Regions from separate parts of the Homo sapiens genome. Here region 2 is linked to region 1. A link is an interaction called in ENCODE POLR2A ChIA-PET data of the cell type or tissue named here. Cell type or tissue: MCF 10A. All regions are shown on one strand. Links, peaks and the distances in the headings refer to the core of each region. The heading gives the core; the rest is flanking DNA. Region 1 holds the start of TRV-CAC1-1 (tRNA-Val (anticodon CAC) 1-1). Region 2 overlaps FCRLB (Fc receptor like B).

What was found. Peaks named below come from ENCODE experiments on the same cell type or tissue, not always from the same donor. Only the 100,000 strongest peaks of a DNase experiment are listed, where the experiment ranks them.
Region 2: POLR2A ChIA-PET joins it to region 1 with 5 read pairs; 5 of 35 experiments call an interaction of 5 or more read pairs at or near these places.

What each region holds. Positions count from the first base shown.
Region 1 is chr1:161,396,462-161,401,830 of GRCh38, reverse strand. TRV-CAC1-1 (tRNA-Val (anticodon CAC) 1-1) reads left to right here and starts at 2,059; the gene lies at 2,059-2,131. It also overlaps the pseudogene RNU6-481P. RefSeq lists enhancers at 1,299-1,898, 1,899-2,498, 2,506-2,645 and a silencer at 2,086-2,165. In MCF 10A, for the core only: a CTCF peak has its summit at 2,289; DNase peaks (open chromatin) are centred at 2,140 and 2,430.
Region 2 is chr1:161,724,417-161,729,785 of GRCh38, reverse strand. FCRLB (Fc receptor like B) reads right to left here. Exons shown (of 8, transcript NM_001002901.4): 6 at 3,699-3,965; 7 at 2,793-3,083; 8 at 1,643-2,539. The coding sequence ends at 2,124. Among named protein-coding and RNA genes, the nearest start is that of FCRLB, 5.6 kb to the right of the region's middle. RefSeq lists enhancers at 2,296-2,345, 3,406-3,545 and silencers at 2,606-2,865, 2,896-2,945, 2,956-3,195. In MCF 10A, for the core only: a CTCF peak has its summit at 3,549; DNase peaks (open chromatin) are centred at 2,615, 3,335 and 3,615.

The DNA of each region.
Region 1 (5,369 bases), core at 164-5,163:
TTGAGATGGAGTCTCACTCTGTTGCCCGGGCTGGAGTGCAGTGGTGCAATCTCGGCTCACTGCAGCCTCCACCGCCTGGGTTCAAGCAATTCTCATGCCTCAGCCTCCCACGTAGCTGGGACTACAGGTGTGCACCACTATGCACGGCTAATTATTTTGTATTTTTAGTAATACCAGGCTGGTCTTGGATTTTTGACCTCAGGTGATCTGCCTGCCTCTATCTCCCAAAGTGCTGGGATTACAGGCGTGAGCCACCGCGCCTGGCCCAGAGACTTCTTTGAGCCTTGTGTGAAGACTTACCTGAAGCCCAGATCTACCTAGGATTGTGAGGCAATATTTTCCCTTTATTATTTAAGCCAATTTTTTGATAAAGTTCCTTAACCTGATAAACTATTATCTGTCTAGCATTCAGTCCATTGGACATTTCTTTAAAAAAAAAAAAAGGAACAGTTCATGAATTTGTACATCAGCCTTGCACAGGGGCCATGTTAATTTTCTCTGTATTATTCCAATGTTAGCATATGTGCTGCCGAAGTGAGCACCATTGAACATCTCTGATGTCTTTCTACATTCTGCACAGCCTCAACCTGTAACCAGGTGCTTCTCTTCTGCTCTCTCACTACCACCCCCAACTCTTTAACTCTCCTCCTTTGCTTATTCATCCCACAATCCACCTTCTCCTCTAGATTCTTGCCAGATTAGAGCTCCTGGCGCAGTCAGCCAACATTGTTCCATGCTAGCCCCTGGACATTTGTATCATACAACAGCACGTAAGTCTTCACTGCTGCCTTGGTAATTCTCTCATCCTTCTCTTCTTAATTTTCTTCTCCTTTTTTTTTTTTTTTTTTGACGAAGTTTTGCTCTTTCATCCAGTCTGGAGTGTAATGGCGCGATCTCGGCTCACTGCAACCTGAGCCTCCCGGGTTCAAGCTATTCTCCTGCCTCAGCCTCCCGGGTAGCTGGGATTACAGGCGCGCGCCACCACGCCCAGATAATTTTTGTATTTTTAGTAGAAATGGCGTTTCACCATGTTAGCCAGGCTGGTCTGGAACTCCTGATCCTAGGTGAGATCCGCCCGCCTCGGACTCCCAAAGTGCTGGGATTACAGGCATGAGCCACCGCGCCCGGCCTCTTCTTAATTTTCCAAAGCTTTTGTCATATGGCATCCCTAAACCATCTCCTCTTCCTACCTCCTCAGATAATTTCACCCGCAGCAGTGGAAAAGATGAAGTCATTCGACATCAGCTGTCACTCTACACAGCTATCTTGGGGTTCTACCTACAGCGGTATCTTGAGTCCCTCCAGGAATACTCTTCACGGTCTCTTTCCTCTTCATTTGTTTCCTCCGACAATAATAAGGTGTAGTCCCACTAAGCGAGATACAGCCTGAGAACATCAGGGTCGCAGACTCTCCTTAACGTTAAGTAGCGCTTCCATCTTACCCAAGTCCAATTTACCTAGCTTCAGTCTCTTCATCTTTAAAACACGTTTAATAATTTGCTCGTGGCACTGTTGCAAAACTAGTTAAACTCGAGAATGTGAAAATGCTTCTAAATTCAGTGCTGGGCAAACATAAGGCGTATTTTGTTCCAAATATGAGCTGGTTTCCCTTGACCCGGCCAAGTCTGTCCCCTAGGTCTCTTCTACTCCGTTTTTCTCCAGTTTCCGGGGGGGTGGCTCTCAGTGACCGCGGTGGCCTGGCCCCAGGGCGTCCACGCTCCCCGCCAAGCGTTCCTTAGGGACCCGACAGGATCAGGAAAACTCCACGACGAGCATTCGGGGACGCCTGGAGCCCTGCCCAACTATCTCCGGGCTCTGGCTGCAGCCCTGACTGCGCCGGAAGTTTCCTGAGGAAGCACCATGGAGTTCACCCCTGTGCCCTCAGTCATGACCCCGCCGCGAGCAGCCCGGGACTTACCTGCTTTGCTGGCTACTTCCCTGCGCGCCCCGATCCCGAAGCTGTGGGTGGCCCGCCCGGGTACTTTTCTCGTGGGTCAGAGACACAGTGGTGAGCCTCTGACTTTTCAGAGTCATTTGTGGAAAACCTGCCACCGCCTGGTTTCCGTAGTGTAGTGGTTATCACGTTCGCCTCACACGCGAAAGGTCCCCGGTTCGAAACCGGGCGGAAACAAAGTGGTTCCCGTTTTTGTTTTTTTCCTTCCCCATATCCTTTCGAATTCTACGTAAGAATTCGCCCAGATCGCAGTGAGATCCCGGAACTCTAGGTCCGAGGAGAGTTGGAAGGACTGAAGGGCAGACCCCAGCAGCCGAGCGGCTCTCGACAACGGGCTCGGAGCCGGCGGCGCCCCTGGCGGCTGTGGGCGACTGGGTCCCTCCGGAGCCGTGAGACCTTTTGATATCATCAGGCACCGTGTCGCGGTTCCGCCCTGTCAGTTTTTGTGTCTTTTCTGACACCCAGAAGGAACTTCGGACACACTGGGAACCGGAAATGGCTGCTCAGTGAATGAAGTCGTCACTTCCGACCCGGACCCCTGAGGAGCAAGTTGTAGTTCAGGGCCTAGTCCTGAACGGCCGGTCCTTTTTTCAGACCCTGCTCAGGCTCTGGCTCTGGCTCCGGCTCCGGCCTCTTCGGCCGAGACTGCGATGGGTCGGTTTCCTCCACATAGTTTACAAACCTGTATACAGATCCAAGAGTGCGCTGGTGATTATCTCGCTTTGCGCTGATTGCCGGTATCATTAACTCAGTAGTCCAGAGGAACGAAACGAACGTGGTGACGGAGCGGGGATCACAACTCGCTCTGCTCTGTCACCCCCCCAAACTTGTCTTTACTGTGTTTATTTTCTCATTTGTCACCATCCAGTTCTCAGTCACGAAAATGTTAGTTCTTTCTCTTTCCTTTCAAGATTTTTAGGTTCTAAATCAGGTGGAAAGAATGTACATTTTTAATTAAAAGATTTTCACAATTCTCCTAAAAGGAGGACAAACAATTTGAACAGACACTTGATTAAAAAAAAGATATATGGGGCTGGGCGCGGTGGCTCACGCCTGTAATCCCAGCACTTTGGGAGGCTGAGGTGGGTGGATCACGAGGTCAGGGTGTTCCAGACCAGCCTGACCAAGATGGTGAAACCCCGTCTCCACTAAAAATATAAAAATTAGCTGGGCGTGGTGGCGGGTGCCTGTAATCCCAGCTATTCAGGAGGCTGAGGCAGGAGAATTGCTTGAACCAGGGAGGCGGAGGTTGCAGTGAGCTGAGATCGCGCCACTGCACTCCAGCCTGGGCTACAGAGCGAGACTCCATCTCAAAAAAAAAAAAAAGATATGTGGATTGCAAATAATCACATGGAAAGATGTCCAACGTCATTAATCATTAGGGAAACGCAAATTTAAAACACAATGAGATACCACTACACACATATCAGAATGTCTAAAATTTAAAAGACTGACCATACCAAGTTGGCAAGGATGTGGAGAAACCGGAACACTCATTCACTGCTGTTGGGAATGTAAAATGGTACATTCACTTTGGAAAACAGTTTGGGGGTTTTTAAAAGCGTTAAACTACTACAATATGACTCAGCCATTCCACTCCTAGGTATTTACCAAGAGTAAATAGAGCATATGCCCATACAAACGCCTGTACACAAACATTCATAGCAGCTCTATTTGTAATAGCCCCAAACTGTAGACTATCCAAATGTCAATCAACAAGTGAAAGACCGATCCATACAATGGAATGTTACTCAGCCAAAAAAAGGACGGAACTGCTCACATATACAACAACATGAATCTCAAGTATGCTGAGTAAAAAAAGCCACTGCACCCAGCCTCCATTACAGCATTTTGAATTTAAAATAAAACATTTTTTGGCCAGGCGCGGTGTTTCACGCCTTTAATCCCAGCACTCTGGGAGGCTGAGGTGAGCGGATCGCTTGAGCCCAGGAATTTGAGACCAGCCTGGCCAACATGGCGAAACCCCGTCTCTACTAAAACTATAACAATTACCCGGGCGTGGTGGCCTGCGCCTGTAATCCCAGCTACTCCGGAGGCTGAGGCTTGAGACTCGCTTGAGCCTGAGAGGCGAAGGTTGTAGTGAGCGGAGATCCAGACTGGGCAACAGAGAGAATCTGTCTCAAAAAAAAAAAAAAAGTAGGCCCTATGAACTGTGCCTAACGTGTAAATCAGACCCGAATTGCGGTGATAATTTCCCAGGTGTATACACGTGTCAAAACTTGTACATTTTAAGTATGTTCAGTTTATTGTATGTCAGCTAAGCCTTAACATAGCTATGATTGTAGCAGGACAAGCCACAGACAAGAACCCCTCAGACACCGAGTTGTAGAAAGGGCTTTTTTCAGCTGGGAGCATCGGTGGACTCACGTCTCCAAAAACCGAGCTCCCCAAGTGAGCAATTCCTATCCTTTTTAAGGGCTTACAGCTCTAAGGGGGTCCGTGTGAGAGGGTCGTGATAGATTGAGAAAGCAGGGGGTACGTGACTGGGGGCTGCATGCACCGGTAATCAGAACGGAATAGAACTGGACAGGGATTTTCACGATGCTTTTCCATACAATGTCTGAAATCTATAGATAACACAAGCAGTTAGGTCAGGGGCTGATGTTTAACTACCAGGCGCAGGCGCAGAGCTGGGCTATCTGCCTGTGGATTCCATTTCTGCCTTTTAGTTTTTACTTCTTCTTTCTGTGGAGGTAGAAATTGGGCATAAGACAATATAAGGGGTGGTCTCCTCCCTTATTATAATTTCTTAGTATTTCCCAGAAAAAATAAAAAAGCCCAAATATTTGAAGGCTGTTTGGACTATTCATATAAAATACATGTCGACCATCCCAAATCTGAAAATCTGAAATCCAAAATATTCCAAAATCCTAACCTTTTTGGGTGCTGACAGGATGATCAAAGGAAATGCTCATTGGAGCACTTTGGATTACAGATTTTCAGATTTGAGATACTCAACTAGGGTGGGTATAATGCAAATATTCCAAAATCTGAAAAAAATCAAAATTTGAAACAATTCTGGTCCCAAGTATTTTAGATAAAGGATACTCAACCTGTACTTTTTTTTTTTTTTTTTTTTTGAGACAGAGTTTCGCTCTTGTCATCCAGGCTGGAGTGCAATGGCGTGATCTCGGCTCACTGCAACCTTGCTTCCCGAGTTCAAGCAATTCTCCTGCCTCAGCGTCCCAAGTACCTGGGATTACAGGCGCCCACCACCACACCCGGCTAATTTTTGTATTTTTAGTAAAGATGGGGTTTCGCCATGTTGGCCAGGCTGGTCTCAAACTACTGACCTCAGGAGATCCACCCGCCTCGGCCTCCCAAAGTGCTGGGGATTACAGGCGTGAGCCACCGCACCTGGCCAACCTGTACATATTTTTAAGGCTTTTTTTTT
Region 2 (5,369 bases), core at 287-5,286, 330 kb before region 1:
ATAGAGTGCAGTTAGCTAGGAAAGGTGGCCTTGGAAGAGAGTTCTGAGAAGTGAGATGAGCCTGCATCAGAAAGCTGGAAATCAGAGCCACAAAGGCCCTTGTAGACCAAGACCCCAGAACTGAATTATAGGCACCTGGACATATCTCTCAGAGTTAAGCAAAGATCCACTGAGATAAGTTTGATTCTTCTTGTCTAATTTTAAGTTAGCATTTCCTCAGATTAGACATATTGATGCCTTCATGTCAGGAATGCTTTCAGATAGCCATCCCAAGTATCCAACAGGCTAAAGCACTTCTTAACAAGACTTTCATGTTCTGATTCCTTCCTACTTCCCCATATTCATCTCTGTCACCTCCTCCCTAAAATACACCTACACAGATACACATAAACACACATAATTCTCCAACCACTCCCAATTATTTGTAGCTCCATAAACACGCTACAGTCTTTCATTTCTTTGTGTCTTTGCTTCCTCAGCCTACTTGCCATACCCTCAATCTTTCTCACATCTCCATGTGGTAGTTCTTGCTCTTCCTTAAAAATTCAACTTTCTTCTCTGAATTCCTATCATGTTTCATAGAGCACTTATCACATTGCAGTGTAATTTATGTGTGCACCTGCCTGCCTGCCTGCCTCTCTGTATAATTTCAGTGGCTTTGTAATAATAATATGGTGAAGAACAATATTAAGAAGAATAGGATGAAGGCTGTTGATATTATTCTGGTTAATCACTCAGAAAGAAATGGAAAATCGGGTTGTGACGCAACATCTATCAAGCAGAAGTAAAGGATGAGAGGGTACAGTTGTTACAGCTCTAAGCCTTAACAGTGAAACTTAACTGAAGAAGGATATGGACCTGATGAGAACGAGGCCTCCTGAGGACAAATCACACTAGCTCTGCAGAGGATTGATGGCTCCAGTAGGCAGATGGGAAAACCCATCAAAATGGGACTTTCCAGGAACATAACCATGAAATTGCAATTGAAATGGCTTCTCACTTTTCTTCTTTTAACTAAGTGAGAGTAAAGTCACCATGCAGGATGGCATACTGATCTGTGCATGTGTGTATCTTGGTGTATTCATGTTGGAAAGGCTCTTAAGAAAAAAGCTGCTAAGAATGAGAACTCAATTTTGAGGATTTGTCTTAAAGTTTCTTCAAAAAGATTTCTCAATGCAAATGGTACACTTATTTAATATACGGCTAAGGTTAGCATAGTCTGCCTGCTGCTACCACAGCCCATCAGTCTGTCTAGCTGCACTGGGGCAGGGGGTGCACCTGGGTTAAGTCTAACAGAACTCTGACCCTTTTTTTTTTTTTTTTTTGAGATGGAGTTTCACTCTTGTTGCCCAGGCTGGAGTGCAATGGCACGATCTCGGCTTACTGCAACCTCCGCCTTCCAGGTTCAAGCAATTCTCCTGCCTCAGCCTCCCAAGTAGCTGGGATTACAGGCGCCTGCCACCATGCCCAGCTAATTTTTGTATTTTCAGTAGAGACGGGGTTTCGCGATGTTGGCCAGGCTGGTCTCGGACTCCTGACCTCAGGTGATTCCCCCCCCCCCCCCGCCTCAGCCTCCCAAAGACTCTGACCCTTTTAACCAGGGAATGGGAGGCCCACACAAACAACTTTCTCTCGCCAAAACTAAATAGAACCCAGGATTTATTTGAAGATGTAAACTCATCAGTAATAGGACTGAACGTCTTTTTAATATCAACAGAGTAAATTCATTATGAATAATTACACTTTGACCCTAAAATATTCTCAAGTGCTCAGTTACCTCAATGTACTTAAATACCAAAAAAACTGCCTGTGCTGAAATATGTACTGGCTAGGCTTATCTGAAGGGCTAAGGGTGACTAAATTCACATCCAAAGTTAAATCACAATGTAGTAAATAACAGGTTTCTACTTCTTGCTGAATTCTGTGAGAATTCAAAGAGAATGCTTGCGGTTACAAACTGCTGTGTGAGGTTGAAATCGTCAGCCACTACACTTCGTGGGCGCTCCTTTAAAAACCACAGCAAAACACAAGGATGCAAACAGATGGCTTTGAAAGAAATTCGCGTGAGGGGAAGCAGGAGACCAAGGAGGAATGAGCCTGCAGAGGGGACGGTAGCCGCCCCCTCAGCTCTCCACAGGAGTGGTCTCTGGGGTTCCCGGGCTCACAGCAAAGTGAGAGGTGGGGGTCTCGGGCGTTCCCCTGAGCTCCCGGAGGGCCTGTGGCTCCTTTAATTCCAGGACCACCCGGCTCAGAAGGCCTTTGAGCAGCTGCATTTCTCGGAGCAGAAGGTCCACGTCGGGTTTCAGGGCTCCAGCCGATTGTTCCAAGGGCGTCGGCGGAGCGCAGGCGGGTGGCCCCGCAGTCGGGGCGCCGCTCGCCGGGAACTGCAGCCCGGTGGAGGTGGTGTTCCGGACGGAGGTGACCAACGGGACCGATCTGGACACCGGGGGCTTTCTGAAGGAAAGCGGCCTATTACCAGGAGCCAAGGCTGCGGCCCATGGAGCTGGGGCGGTGGTGGAGGCCGGGTCCAGGGGAGAACCTGTGAATGCATTACGCCCAGTCACGCGCGGCTTGCATGGTTCTTCTCGGCGCTGGGCTGGGGGAGGGGCGTAGGGCGGTGGGCGGGGATGGGGAAGGCCGGAAGAGGGGTGAGGAGGAGGGCGGCGAAGGGGAGATGGGAAAGGCGGGGGGCGGGACGGGAACCAGGGGGCGGGGGTGATTCGTGGGTGCCGAGAGGCGGAAGCAGGGCTGACCGCCAGGGTCGGCGTCCGGGAGGGTGTGCAGGCACTCACCCGGCCCCGGGAGCTGCAGCCACGGACTGCGTTTCCGGACACTGCGGGTGGCGGTAGCCGCCTCGCACCAGTACGATTCGAGCTCCTCGACCTCGGGCTCCGGGACTGTGTACTCGGCGCCCCAGTCGAAGCGGCGCACCGCGCGGCTGTACTTGTAAAACGCGAACTGCAGCGGCGTGTCGCGCTTCTGCGGGTGCAGGCGCGTGTCGCAGCGCAGCACCACCCCACCCAGCGCCGCGCCGCGGGCCTCCCGCGGACCCATCACCCTCAGCACCGGCGCCCGGAACAGCTCTACGGAGAGGGCGGGGAGCAACGGCGCCGGCTTGTCCACCGCTCCGCGACCCCGCTCCTTCCTGCTTCCCGCGAGGGCTCCTTGCAGACCCACAGACCAAGGGGGGAGGGGAGGAGGCCGTGTGTCCACGTGGAGGGGGAAGGGGAGCCTTCTGAAATGTGGGGCAGGGGGACCGAGTCCACGAGGGACGGGGAAAGCTTGAAAGGAAGAGGGACCAGGCCAGACGCTTCATGTCACATCCCGACTGACACTCAGCTCGGGTTCTGCAGCCTAGAATAGGAGACGCTGCGCCTGCCTTGCAGGACGCTAGGGAGTCGCTCCTTCGTCCCAGTCCCACAGTGGCCCCTGCCCCTGCCAGAGCTGCCCTCTCTGTGGGAGTCCCCAGCCAGAGTGAGAAGCCAGGATGTGCGTCGGGGAAAGGGACCAGCCTCCAAGCAGGCGGCGGATCAAGCGCTGCTTCACGGCAAAGGAGAGGAGACAGCGTCCATAGTCTAAGAGAAACCCTCCAAGTGGCAGCTATTTGAACTTCCGCCCCTTCTTTTCTCGCCGAGCTCCTGTCCCAGAATTTCTCAATGCTCATTTGCCTCCCTCCCGGGGCCCCTGGTCTCTCCCACCTTGCACTGTCACAGCCACCTTAGCGGAGAACATGGGCGCGCTCTCCACCGGGATGCGCATGGTGCCCGAGCACTGGTAGCGCCCGCTGTCGCTGGCACGCGCCTGTAACACAGTGTAGTTGGCGCTGGAGTGGAAGTAGCGCACGGCCTGGCCGTCGTGGTAGTAGTGAAGCTTGTAGACCACCTTGTCGTACCAGCCGCGGCAGCGCAGGACTAGCGGCTCACCCTCGAACACTGGCGCATAGGGCACTTGCAGAATCAGCCAATCTGCGACAGACACCACAGACACGCTTGACTCCACAGAAAGTCCAGCCCTGGAGATCTCCCACTCTCACAGCCTTCCAGCTTTCTCCTCTTAACTCCTCTCCCTCCCTTCCCCGCCATCTCCCACCGCTTTCTTTTCTTTTCTTTTTCTTTCTTTTTTTCTTGTTCTTTTTCTTTTTTTGAGACATGGTCTTGCTCTTGTCGCCCAAGCTGCAGTGCAGTGGCACAAACTCGGTTCACTGCAACCTCCACCTCTTGGGTTCAAGCGATTCTTCTGCCTCAGCCTCCCGAGTAGCTGGGATTACCGGTGGGCGCCATCACACCCAGCTAATTTTTGCATTTTTTAGTAGAGACAGGGTTTCACCATCTTGGCCAGGCTGGTCTTGAACTCCTGACCTCAGGTGATACGCCCACCTCGGCCTCCCAAAGTGGTGGGATTACAGGCGTGAGCCACCGGGCCTGGCCTCCCACTGCTTTCTTGAGCGGACAGGCCTTCCCTGGTGGTTGGCACCCAGCAGCCTCATAGTGCAAGATATATTTGTAGGTGAGTGGGAAGGAAGGGGGATGGCTGGTCTTTCACTTAGCCAGGGAGCAAAGATGCCAGAGACTTGGCTCCACCCTCAAAGGGTTTTGACCATGAGAATCAACTATAACCTCCTTAGGATGGTGTCAGAGTCCTCCTGACTGGGTCCTGCTTACCTCTCCCTCACCATGGCAGTATTCATTCCTGCCCCATTTCCTCTCTACTTTCCTCATCTTCCACTCCTAACAGGATAAGTTCCAGCCATACTGAACTGTTGAGAGAACTGGCCCTGCTCTGAGCCCGAGGCTTTTGTACCTGCTATTTCCTCAGCCAAGAAGACTCTCTTTCACCTGTTTAAGTTCACCTGCTTGTCCTGCATGTCTAGGCTTAGACCTTATCTCCTCCAGAAAACATCCCTGACACCCCAGGAGAGCCTTAGGTATCTCCTACAGCACCTCATAATTACCCTGTGATCATTATAGCACGCTTACATAGCCCTAGCACAGAGCAGATGCCATTTTAGGTGTTGTACATTGAGAAAGAATCCTGCAAGTAATAGCCACAATCCACATGCACTCCCAATCTGTAAGCAGTAATTACTCCTATAGTACTCAGTATAATTATTGCTATCACCAATGATTTCCGAACAAGAAACCACAGAGTATGAATATGAAGTGTGTGTAAGTGCTAATCTGAACATTGAGTGATGTGCTTTAAATTCTGAATACAAATTGTGGCTAGGAGTGCACGATCTCAGCTCACTGCAACTTCCGCCTCCCAGGTTCAAACAATTCTCATGCCTCAGCCTCCTGAGTAGCTGGGACTACAGGCACCCGCTATCATGCCCAGCTATTTTTTTTTTTTTTTTTTTTTTTAGTAGAGAG